Regions from separate parts of the Homo sapiens genome. Here region 2 is linked to region 1. A link is an interaction called in ENCODE POLR2A ChIA-PET data of the cell type or tissue named here. Cell type or tissue: Panc1. All regions are shown on one strand.

Evidence for each region. ChIA-PET counts read pairs that join two places held together with the same protein. Peaks named below come from ENCODE experiments on the same cell type or tissue, not always from the same donor. Only the 100,000 strongest peaks of a DNase experiment are listed, where the experiment ranks them.
Region 2: POLR2A ChIA-PET joins it to region 1 with 10 read pairs; 4 of 35 experiments call an interaction of 5 or more read pairs at or near these places.

What each region holds. Positions count from the first base shown.
Region 1 is chr17:48,870,741-48,875,740 of GRCh38, forward strand. It overlaps LOC105371814 (a long non-coding RNA gene), which reads right to left. Exons shown (of 4, transcript NR_135674.1): 4 at 4,120-4,299. It also overlaps the pseudogene SUMO2P17. Among named protein-coding and RNA genes, the nearest start is that of ATP5MC1, 20 kb to the right of the region's middle. In Panc1, no CTCF peak of the experiment used is centred here; no DNase peak of the experiment used is centred here; H3K27ac peaks cover 4,504 bases.
Region 2 is chr17:48,744,452-48,749,451 of GRCh38, forward strand. No RefSeq gene overlaps it. Among named protein-coding and RNA genes, the nearest start is that of HOXB13, 18 kb to the left of the region's middle. In Panc1, no CTCF peak of the experiment used is centred here; no DNase peak of the experiment used is centred here; H3K27me3 peaks cover 364 bases.

The DNA of each region.
Region 1 (5,000 bases):
AGGCTGAGGACAGACCCTGAATAATGCTAACTTTAGGAGTCAGGCAGGGGACCAGAAGCCATCCATGAAGGGAAGAAAAACCAGGAGAAAATGGGAAGGCTGAAAGCCAAGCAAGGAAATAGTTTCAGAAAATGAGTTCAATAGTGTCAAATACTAGTAGGGTAGGACTGGAAAGAAACCTTTGATTTTAGGAACTTAATGTTGACAGGCAGATAAGCTTTTTTCTCTCTTTAAAAAAATTTATTCTCATTAAAGAACACTTGAAATGCATGAAGTACAAAAGTATAGTTACATCAACCAAACACAATTATTAGCATTTCCATCCATTTTTTAAAACATTGTTTTCAGTCAGGGTTTCACTCTGTCACCCAGGCTAGAGTGCAGTGACACGATACTTCACTGCAACCTTCACTTCCTGGGCTCAAGTGATCCTCCCACCTCAGCCTCGGAGTAGCTGGGACTGCAGGCATATACCACCACGACCCAGTACATCTAGTTGTTTCTATATATAGGTGAGCTTGTGAGTTTTTTTGGGTTTTGAGATGGTATCTCACTCTATCTCACCCAGGCAGGAGTGGTGTGATCATGGCTCACTGCAGCCTCGACCTCCTGGGCTCAAGCAGTCCTCCTCCCTCAGCCTCCTGAGTAACTGGGACTGCAGGCACATGCCATGACACCTGGCTAATTTTTTTTTAAAAATTTTTGTAGAGACAGGGTCTTGCTATGTGGCCCAAGCTGGGCTTGAACTGGCCTCAAGTGATCCTCCTGCCTTGGCTTCCCATAGTGCTGGAATTATAAGTGTGAGCCACCATGCCTGGCCTAGGTGAGTGTTCTTTTTTTTTTTTTTAACACAAACAGAACTAGGTGAGCCTTCAAGGAAAGAAAAAAGACTGTGTGCATGTGTGCGTGCATGCCCGTGAATGCCTGCCTTGATTTCCAACACACGCGTCCTCCTTTAAATCCTCCCTGAGCTGGAGACTGACTTGTGGGCCCTGGGAGAGTGTGTGGGAGTGTGGAGAGTGACCTTTGGACCTGGGTACTTTCCGGCCCCTCCTCCCATGGAAGTTGCTGCACTGATTTGGCCTGTGCAAACACCAGGCACTTTTCGCTGGGTCAATATTTCACATCCGTTGTCAGGGTCTAATCCATCTTCAACATCTGTTCCCTGGGATGTTGTGCACTGCTCTGCCACCTATGACCCCTCATGGTCTTTGTCCCCAGAAGAGGATCTCTACAAGGTCCCCAGGGCTTTCTCCAGCTTGAGGCTGCTCGGTTCTTCTCTTTTTTTCCTCTTTAAACCCTCTCACCTTTGCCTGAGCCAATAATCTCCCTCAAATTACAGGGAGAAGCCCCTTCTGTCTGGAAGCCTTCCCTGGCTCCAGAACACAGGGACGTGGTAGCTGCTGTTGTGTAGAATTCAGCAAACCTCACCTGCCAGTGGGTCCAGAACACGTTCTGACCCAGTGTCCTGCTTGCCACCTTGTACTTCCTGACTGCTGCTTCCTGCTGTGAGCCTGCTGGAGCCCTGGGGACACACATTTACTTGAATAACATCTCAAAATAGACTGGGAAGACAAAATGTACTACAAGGGGCCAGGCACCGTGGCTCATGCCTGTAATCCTAGCACTTTGAGGGGCTGAAGCAGGCGGATTGCCTGAACTCAGGAGTTCAAGACCAGCCTGGGCAACAGGGTGAAACCCCATCTCTACTAAAATACAAAAAATTAGCTGGGCGAGGTGGTGGGTGCCTGTAGTCCCAGCTACTCAGGTGGCTGAGGCAGGAGAATTGCTTGAACCAGGAGGTGGAGTTTGCAGTGAGCCAAGATCATGCCAAGGCACTCCAGCCTGGGCGACAGAGCAAGACTCCATCTCCAAAACAAACAAACAAACAAGAACCCAAAATATACTACAAGGTGTAACTAGAAATTGTTTTCAAGATTGGTGCTTTTGCACCATTGATTAGACGAGGCAACCAAGTGCATTTATTTTGATGCATGCCTGTCTTGTTCCTCTAATCAACTCCCAAGAACAGGGACAGACTGGGCATGGTGGCTCATGCCTGTAATCCCAGCACTTTGGGAGGCCGAGGCGGGCAGATCACCTGAGGTCAAGGGATCGAGACCAGCCTGACCAACATGGTGAAATCCCGTTTCTATTAAAAATACAAAAATTAGCTGGGCGTGGTCGTGGGTGCCTGTAATCCCAGCTACTTGGGAGGCTGAGGCACGAGAATCACTTGAACCCGGGAAGTGGAGGTTACAGTGAACCGAGATTGCACCACTGCGCTCCAGCCTGGGATACAGAGCAAGACTCGTCTAAAAAAAAAAAAGAAGAAGAAGAAGAACAGGGACAGATTTCTGTTCATTCTCCTCAGTGCAAATCTCTGGCCCCAGCTTTCCTCATCATTATTCAAACCCAACATATATTCGGCATTTACTATAAGCAAGTGCTGTTATTAAGCCCATTTATAGATGAGGGAGCCAAGGCTTAGCAAGGATAAAGACTTGAAGGCCGCACAGCTGCAGAAGGTCAGGCTGGACCAGGGTTTATGTTGTTAACACTAAATTGTTTGGAGAAACAGCAAACCCAGCTGTGGGGGAATGGGAGGGGTGGGTGTGGAGCCTGAGGCTAACTTCCTCCCACCCAGCCATTCTGTCCTCTCTGCAATAAAATTCATAGTCCAGGAAATTCCCTGCAAGTGACAATGACTCTTAAACTTTCCTGAAGATAAGAATTGCTGGGCCAGAGCCTCCTTCACTGCTTGCCATCCCTTCAGCTGATGGTCAGTAACTCTTTCTTTGCCAGTAGCCTGCCTGGCCTTCCAGTTTACCAGAGAGGCCCTGGTGATGAACCAGGCCCACCTCCCATCTTCCGGAACCCATCCCTGCCACCTCACCCAACCCCACCCTCCTTCCCTCTTTCACTCTGGGAGTTTTTGCAGTTCATCTGCTCAGCCAAAGAGAAGTAACTGCTAATGTTAAGCCGAAATTTGGGTCAGGCCAGGAGGCACCTTTAAAATAAAAAATTTACTCGGGTACAGGAAACAGCTATAAATGATCTTGGAAATGCAGGCACTCCATCTGGTTACACACTCCAGGCAATGCCCAACAGAGCATCTGAAGGGGCCTTGCTTATCAACTGTCATGGATTCAGGAAGCCAAACAGACCTGCCTGTTACCAAGGTGTCTCCTGCAGGCCCCTGCCTCCAGAAATGACCACCCCTGAGATGAAAACTTCTCTTGGGAAGAAACTGAGAAGGAGCTTTTAACAATTTGCTCAGGGCTTCCCACTCTTTGTTGCTGGGACATTCTTTCTGTAGCCAGCTTCAGTCCCTGTTAACACATAGTGAACAACAGTATTATTTTTGTTGTGTTCCACATCTGCCGTGTATAATCTCCTTTTATTTTTTTCTGAGTTAACTTTGTTTTCTTTTTTCTTTGTTTTTTTTTTTTGTTTGTTTGTTTTTCTGCTGACTACCTACTTATCTGTCATAACTTTGTTTTTATTGTGGTAAGAACACAATGTGAGATCTAGCTTCTTTTTTTTTTTTTCATTTTAAACAAGAAGTTTATTTAAACAACAAGACGCTTGACTTGAAGGGAAAACTATGTAGGATTCTTTTTTGTTTTAGAGTAATTTATCCTTACTTAAAGACAGATTACCCTACATGTAACAGCTACGTACAAAAAAGTTATAAAATTGTCCTTGGTTTTACAATGATAAATGAAAAACATTAAAATTCTCCAATTGAACAAGGTATGCAAGGATTTTTATGTTGTTGTTGTTGTTTTGTTGTTGTTGTTAAAACAGTGAGAGCAAAATAACTTACTGGAATATAAAGATAGGAGCTGAATGAGCATGCCACTAATGGAGAAAGGGGGTATTTTCACAGAATCAGTATTTTTCCCCATCCCGTCTCCCCTTGATGTCAGTCAAAACATACCATTGGCTGTTTAGTTAAAAAAAAAAAATGCAATATGCTTGTGCACATATACCAGTTACTTTACGTACAATAAAGGAATGGGGAAGGGGGAAATGAAAGAACAGAGAAAACTATACGGTAGTAGTCAGGATGTGGTGGAACCAAATTGCAGTTTTCTAATTGAGAATGTAATCTTGGTCTTTAAAGAACAGAGTTCTGGAGTAAAGAAGCAGGTTCCCTTTTCAGTAGACACCTCCCGTCTGCTGTTGGAACACATCAATTGTATCTTCATCCTCCATTTCCAACTGTGCAGGTGTGTCTGTTTCATTGACTGGTTGCCCGTCGAATGGGAATCTGATCTACCTCATTGACAATCCCTGTTGTTCACAATAGGCTTTCATTAGTTTACTGAGTGGTGTATGCCTCTTAATCTTAAACTGCACCATAGAACCATCCTGCCCCGCCACCTTCAAATTAATATGATCGTTGTTCTGTCTTGACTCCTTCCTTGGGCTTTTCGTCGGCCATGGCGAGCACTGAAGTCTCCTCAGCTGCCGCTTCACAAAAGAGGTACCAGGTCCGCACCAAATGAGCACACAAGCAGCACCAGAAGCGGCAGAAGAAGGCGAGATCTAGCTTCTTAACAAAATTTTAAGTGTAACATCTCCTTTTAATTTGGATAAAATAGTAGGTATTGGGCCGGGCGCGGTGGCTCATGCCTGTAATCCCAGCACTTTGGGAGGCTGAGATGGGTGGATCACCTGTGGTCAGAATTCGAGACCAGTCTGGCCAACCTGGTGAAACCCCGTCTCTACTAAAAATACAAAATTAGCCGGGTGCGGTGGCGCGCACCTGTAATTCCAGCTACTCGGGAGGCTGAGGCAGGAGAATCGCTTGAACCCAGGAGGCAGAGGTTGCAGTGAGCCAAGATCGCACCACTCACTGCACTCCAGCCTGGGCAACAAGAGCAAAACTCCATCTCAATAAAAAAAAAAAAAAAAAAAAAATAGGCTGGGCGCAGTGGCTCACGCCTGTAATCCCAGCACTTTGGGAGGCCGAGGCGGGTGGATCACAAGGT
Region 2 (5,000 bases), 130 kb before region 1:
GAAGCTCCTCCTACTGCCAGGACCTCTGAAATTTGGTCTTTATCACCCACGATCCATGTTCATCTCACATCTCAAGGTCTCTCCTGTACAGCGTGGAATTGCTCTTGTCTGGGATTTATATTCCCTTCTGTGTAACTTAAAAACTCCAGGCCCCATATCTTCAAAACAGGCTTCTGTTCAGAATGGGTGTGAGTCTCCCGCAAAGAGCCATTAACACTGCAGAGCCTCTTGGTCTGCAGCATTAGGGAGTCTACATTTTTGAAACCATTTTGGGATGGTAGGGTTGGGGGCTGAGTCTGTTCATGTAAACAGGATCTGGAAATGGTGAGGGAGTGCATCTGGCTACTCTACATAGCTCCACCTGTTTGCCAGGTGCCTTCTCCAGACCCAGGCAATGCAGAGGAGGGGGTTGGGTGGGGGAGGGGAAGGGATCCAAGGGAGACTGTGAGCCCCCTACCCAGAGTTCAGCCAGAGAAGGAAAGGGAGACTCTGGCATTGCACCTGGGTTCCTGCCCCAGAAAAGAGGGTAAGATCTGATTTTTTTTGGCGAAGGAAGGAAGGAGAAACTGAAGGAAGAACGGGATGGTTTATTTTCTCTCAGTTTTTGTCTGACCCCTGGGTTGGAAGTGGAAGGCTCTGCTAGGGGCCCTGCACTAAGCCAGTTCTGAGCGGAGGAAGCCTCCAGCTTTTTTTCTTCCTGGTTTTCTTTTCCCTTTTGCCTCCTTTAATTCCCTTTCTTGACCTGGAAGCCAGACATTTTTTTTTCTAGGTAAAAGAGAGGCTAGATTCCAAATACCCCCTCAGCTCCCTGCAGACCCTGGAACTCTGTCCTGACTGGTCCCTGAAGTTCCTCTGGGCCTTCCAAACAGTGGATAAAGTCTGTGTCTCAGCTAGAGTCTCAGCCTGGAATTTCTTTTTCATGCATGGGCAGGCCTAGGGACTCTAAACTTTTGAAAAAAAATAAAATTTTCTTCCTTTCTCTGACCTACTTGAACTTTCAGTTCCAGGAGGAAGGAAATAAATGTGATGTAGTTTCAAAGTATGTGGGAATTTAATAAATGCAGGCCGTGGAGGGTCACTTTCCCCATGAAGACAACTTTATCTGCCCCACTAGGCATCTGAAACAGTGCCATCCGAAACAGTGCCATGCGAAACAGTGCCCACAAGCACCCACCTGCAAAAAGACACAGTGACGGAGCAACAGCAGCTGCGTCCTTACACGCAGATGAGCTGATCCAGGCTTTGAAGGAGCCAGTTAACCAGAGATGGGTTAATTCCTTTGCCAGACCAGAGGTATTGAATCCAGAGAACCCTCACTCCAGAGAAATGGAAGAAGTCTGTGACAGACAGGCAGAGGGACAGAGGGACAGATGGGAGCTCACATAGGGAAAAGAAAAAGGATGAAAATTGTAGTTAAAGAAATCAGGGACTTTCAGGGCACGCAGAGCAGAGCTGATGGGAAGTCCCAGAGAGCTGGATAGGAGGGTAGTGGAGGCTGGGATTATCCAGAACTTGTTTTAACACAGGTATACCTGGCTCGGCTCAGCACCTGCTAGGTTGGCTTTCTAGGATGACAAAATAACCAGCCAGCCCTGCCAATTCTGGGAGAAATCAGCCAGAGCCATTGTTTGGCTTGTCTTCGACCAAACAATAGTTGATTGGCTGGAATTTTCACTTTCCCTGAGTTGTTAGCTCCTGTAAGGAGCTGGTCAAGTCCCCTTGCCCTTAGCTAAGAGTAGACCCCAGCCCCTTCTCTCCCGGCCAAGAGCTGATCGACCTGTCAGTGCAGGAAAATCTCTCAATTACTCACCTCTACCGATTGAATATTGAGAGGGAAGTGTTTTGGTTTGTTGCTTGTAAACAAAACAATCTAGAGTGATCCAGAAGTTTTATCAGCTCTAATCTCATCTCTTTCATCAAGTTATAGGCCCAGAATCAGGACTAGAGACCCACCCACATTTTTAAAGCCCCAGACAGCCTACACGTTTGTGTGTGTGTGTGTGTGTGTGTGTGTGTGTGTGTGGTGTGCGTGTGTTTGGTAGCCTGTATAGGGAAGTTTTTATTTTTATTTTCATTTTCATCATTAGTCTTATTCTTGGTTATCTCTACTTGTTTGATGTGACAGAGCCACAGCTATATTCACAACAAAGAAGGCTGAAGCATTTGGGCAAATACTCAGATTCTAATCTCCGCCCCAACCCCCCACCCCTCCATTTAGCCACATCAGTCAGAGGGCCCCCCGCCAGGGGAAAGAGAGTGGAATGGGGGATTGAGAAACAAGATTCCAAGGGCCGTGCTTGGCTGACAGTGGTCTTTCCTTCTTTTAGTAGTTTCTTTGGAGGGACTGATGAGGGACAGCAGAATCCCCAGGAAGGGAGTGGAGGAGGTGAAATGCTGCCATCAGTGAAATGGAGAAAGAAGGAAAGCGGAGGGTTTGCTGGTTCCGGGGGGGAGTAAATCAGTCGCTTTATAATTCCACGATGTTTGCATCATTTTGGCTTCTGAGAGGCTGCGTTTTGAGGAGACACCAGAAGCCTGGGAAGTTCGCTTACTGGTTCTCAAGTCAGAGTCCCCCTTCCCGGGGCTCCTTCTGGGGACTCCGGGGGAGAGGGATCTCTCTGTCCATCCTGCAACTCCTCTCCTGGCATAGATGCCCCGCACCCCCACCTTGGGCCATCCTTATCTGCCTGTTCCCCATCACGATTGATCCTCCAGGGTCGCCAAGGCTCCTGCTGACTACAAAAACATCCCCAAGATTCCCTTCTTGACCCGGTTCAGGCATATCTCTTTATACTTCCATGTCTCCGTTTCTCTATATTTTTACTGTGGAGGACTCAGAAGAGAGCTGAGGCTATTGTCCGGGGAGGAAAGGAATTCGGGCAAATTTGTGGGTAGGGGCCCAGACCCAAGACCCGTGTTTCTCCTGCGTGGGTTGGAGTCTGTCTCAGGTCGCTCCAGGGACATCAAGAGCCCGCGCCGCCGAGAGCCCGCGCCGCCGTCCAGCGGGAAGCAGCGGACCCACAGGGGCCTCCAGCCGCCTCCCCGCTCCCGCCCCGTGTTTCTCCTGGGCCTCCAGCTCCGTGGAGAGAGCTGAGAGTTCTCGGCCCGCGGGCTTCCTCACCAAATCCCCAAAAACCGACGCAGGCACAGAGGGCTGACTGTGTTTTGAGTAATGCACGCGAGGCAGTCCAATCCGGCGAGATGGCCCGAAGCGGGGCCCAGCGGTCGGGGGTGTGGGTCTGGAGAGAGAGGGTCTCCCCACTTCCTTCCTCCGGCTGCTCGGTCACCCATCGACTACCCGGGCGGAAGCGGGGCGCAGAGGGGCGCAGAGGGAGGCATTGCCCTCCAGGAGTATCTATTCCCATCGGGGTATGGTGAATGCCATCTAGGCCCATGCTCCATTCCCAGGGCCCCCTCGGTTCCTCCAAAGGCGTCCACCCAGAAGCAGCCCCAGTGTCGCGCATTGACTCCCGCCGGCCAAGTCGCCGCCGAAACAGGATCTCCTAAAGCGGGCTCCACCGGGTCCCAGGGCGAAAAGGTCCGAAGATCTACGCTGTCGGAAAGACCTGGAGAACTCGGGAAGCCCAGCAACAACAAACAGGTTTCAACTTGGAAACAAACCATTAAAGTTTGGCTTAGTTTTTGGTGTGAATGGTGCAAATAATTTCTCCTCTTCACTCTTCAGTCGATCTCAGCTGTATAGAGCTGCTCTGCAAGCTAAAAAGAAATTAGTATCTATTCCCCCCGCCAACAATTTTTTTTTAACCCGGGCTACCAGCTTAAGCAACTGGTATCATTCTTGTTGAATTAAGCTCTGAAAGCTCGCCTCAGAAAAAAAGTTTTTATTTTAAAAAACGAATTATTAAGTCGGCAGTCTGATTTTTATTGGTTTTAATTATCTGAGAAAACTCTGCCTTTTAGTTGTGATAACGAGTATGTAGAACAGACCTTAATAAGCAGAAATGTAATTAATTTAAAATCCATAGTAGTTTTATTACCTACATATTTAAAAACAAACACTACTAAAATAATTTCCCGATTTTAATCTATCTTTAAAAAATAGGGGCCGGTGTAGTGGCTTACAACTGTAATCCCAGCACTTTGGGAGGCTGAGACGGGAGCATCTCTTGAGCCCAGGAGTTAGAGACCTGCCTGGGCATTAGAGTGAGAACCCCAGTTTCTATTTTTTTTAATAAAATAAAGAAAAAGAAAAAATAGGTAATGTATGCTAAAGGAAAGAGTCAAAAGTTACATTGGGGACATACATTAAAAAGTAAAATAGGTCTTCCTCTCACCTCTTATCCCAGCTTCCCTTCCAAAAAGCAACTACGATTCCCATAGTATCCTTAGAGAAATGTATATAAATAAAAATTTTTAAGACAAATGACAACATTCCACATACCGAGCTTTATATTTCGCCTTTTATTTTAAAAACTTAGTGCAACTTAATGACGATTTTATATCTTTACTACTGCCTCTTCCTTTATAATGGTTCCATTTCGTTTTCTGAATATATCTTAATTTATGTAATTAGATGACAATTGAGAAATATTTAGATTGTTTCCAATTTTATTTTCTTCTTTTTTCTGGTGGTGCACACAATATACACTATTCTGTGTATATGCAAGTATATCTGTATGATATATTGTTAGAAATGGATGATCTCAAAGGACTTGTGCACTTTAAAATTTTGAAGTGGTTGAACATATTTGCAGAATTACAAGCAATTTGTATGTTCTTTTCCAGAAAACTTTGTTCATGTTTTCCCATTTTCTGTTGTTTTTCATTGTTCTCGTAATTTGTTTTTATCGTATTTTGTGTTTCGTTGTTCTCATAATTTGTTTTCATGGTATTTTGCTAAAATGTAAGATTGTGTTTCGGTTTGGTTTTGTCAATAAAAGTTATGCTCGTGACTAATGTAAAGTCTCTCCGTCTATACTTATTGGAATTTTCCAGACAATTTTTCCTAGAGATGGAGGACAAAATGGAGGGGATGCCGA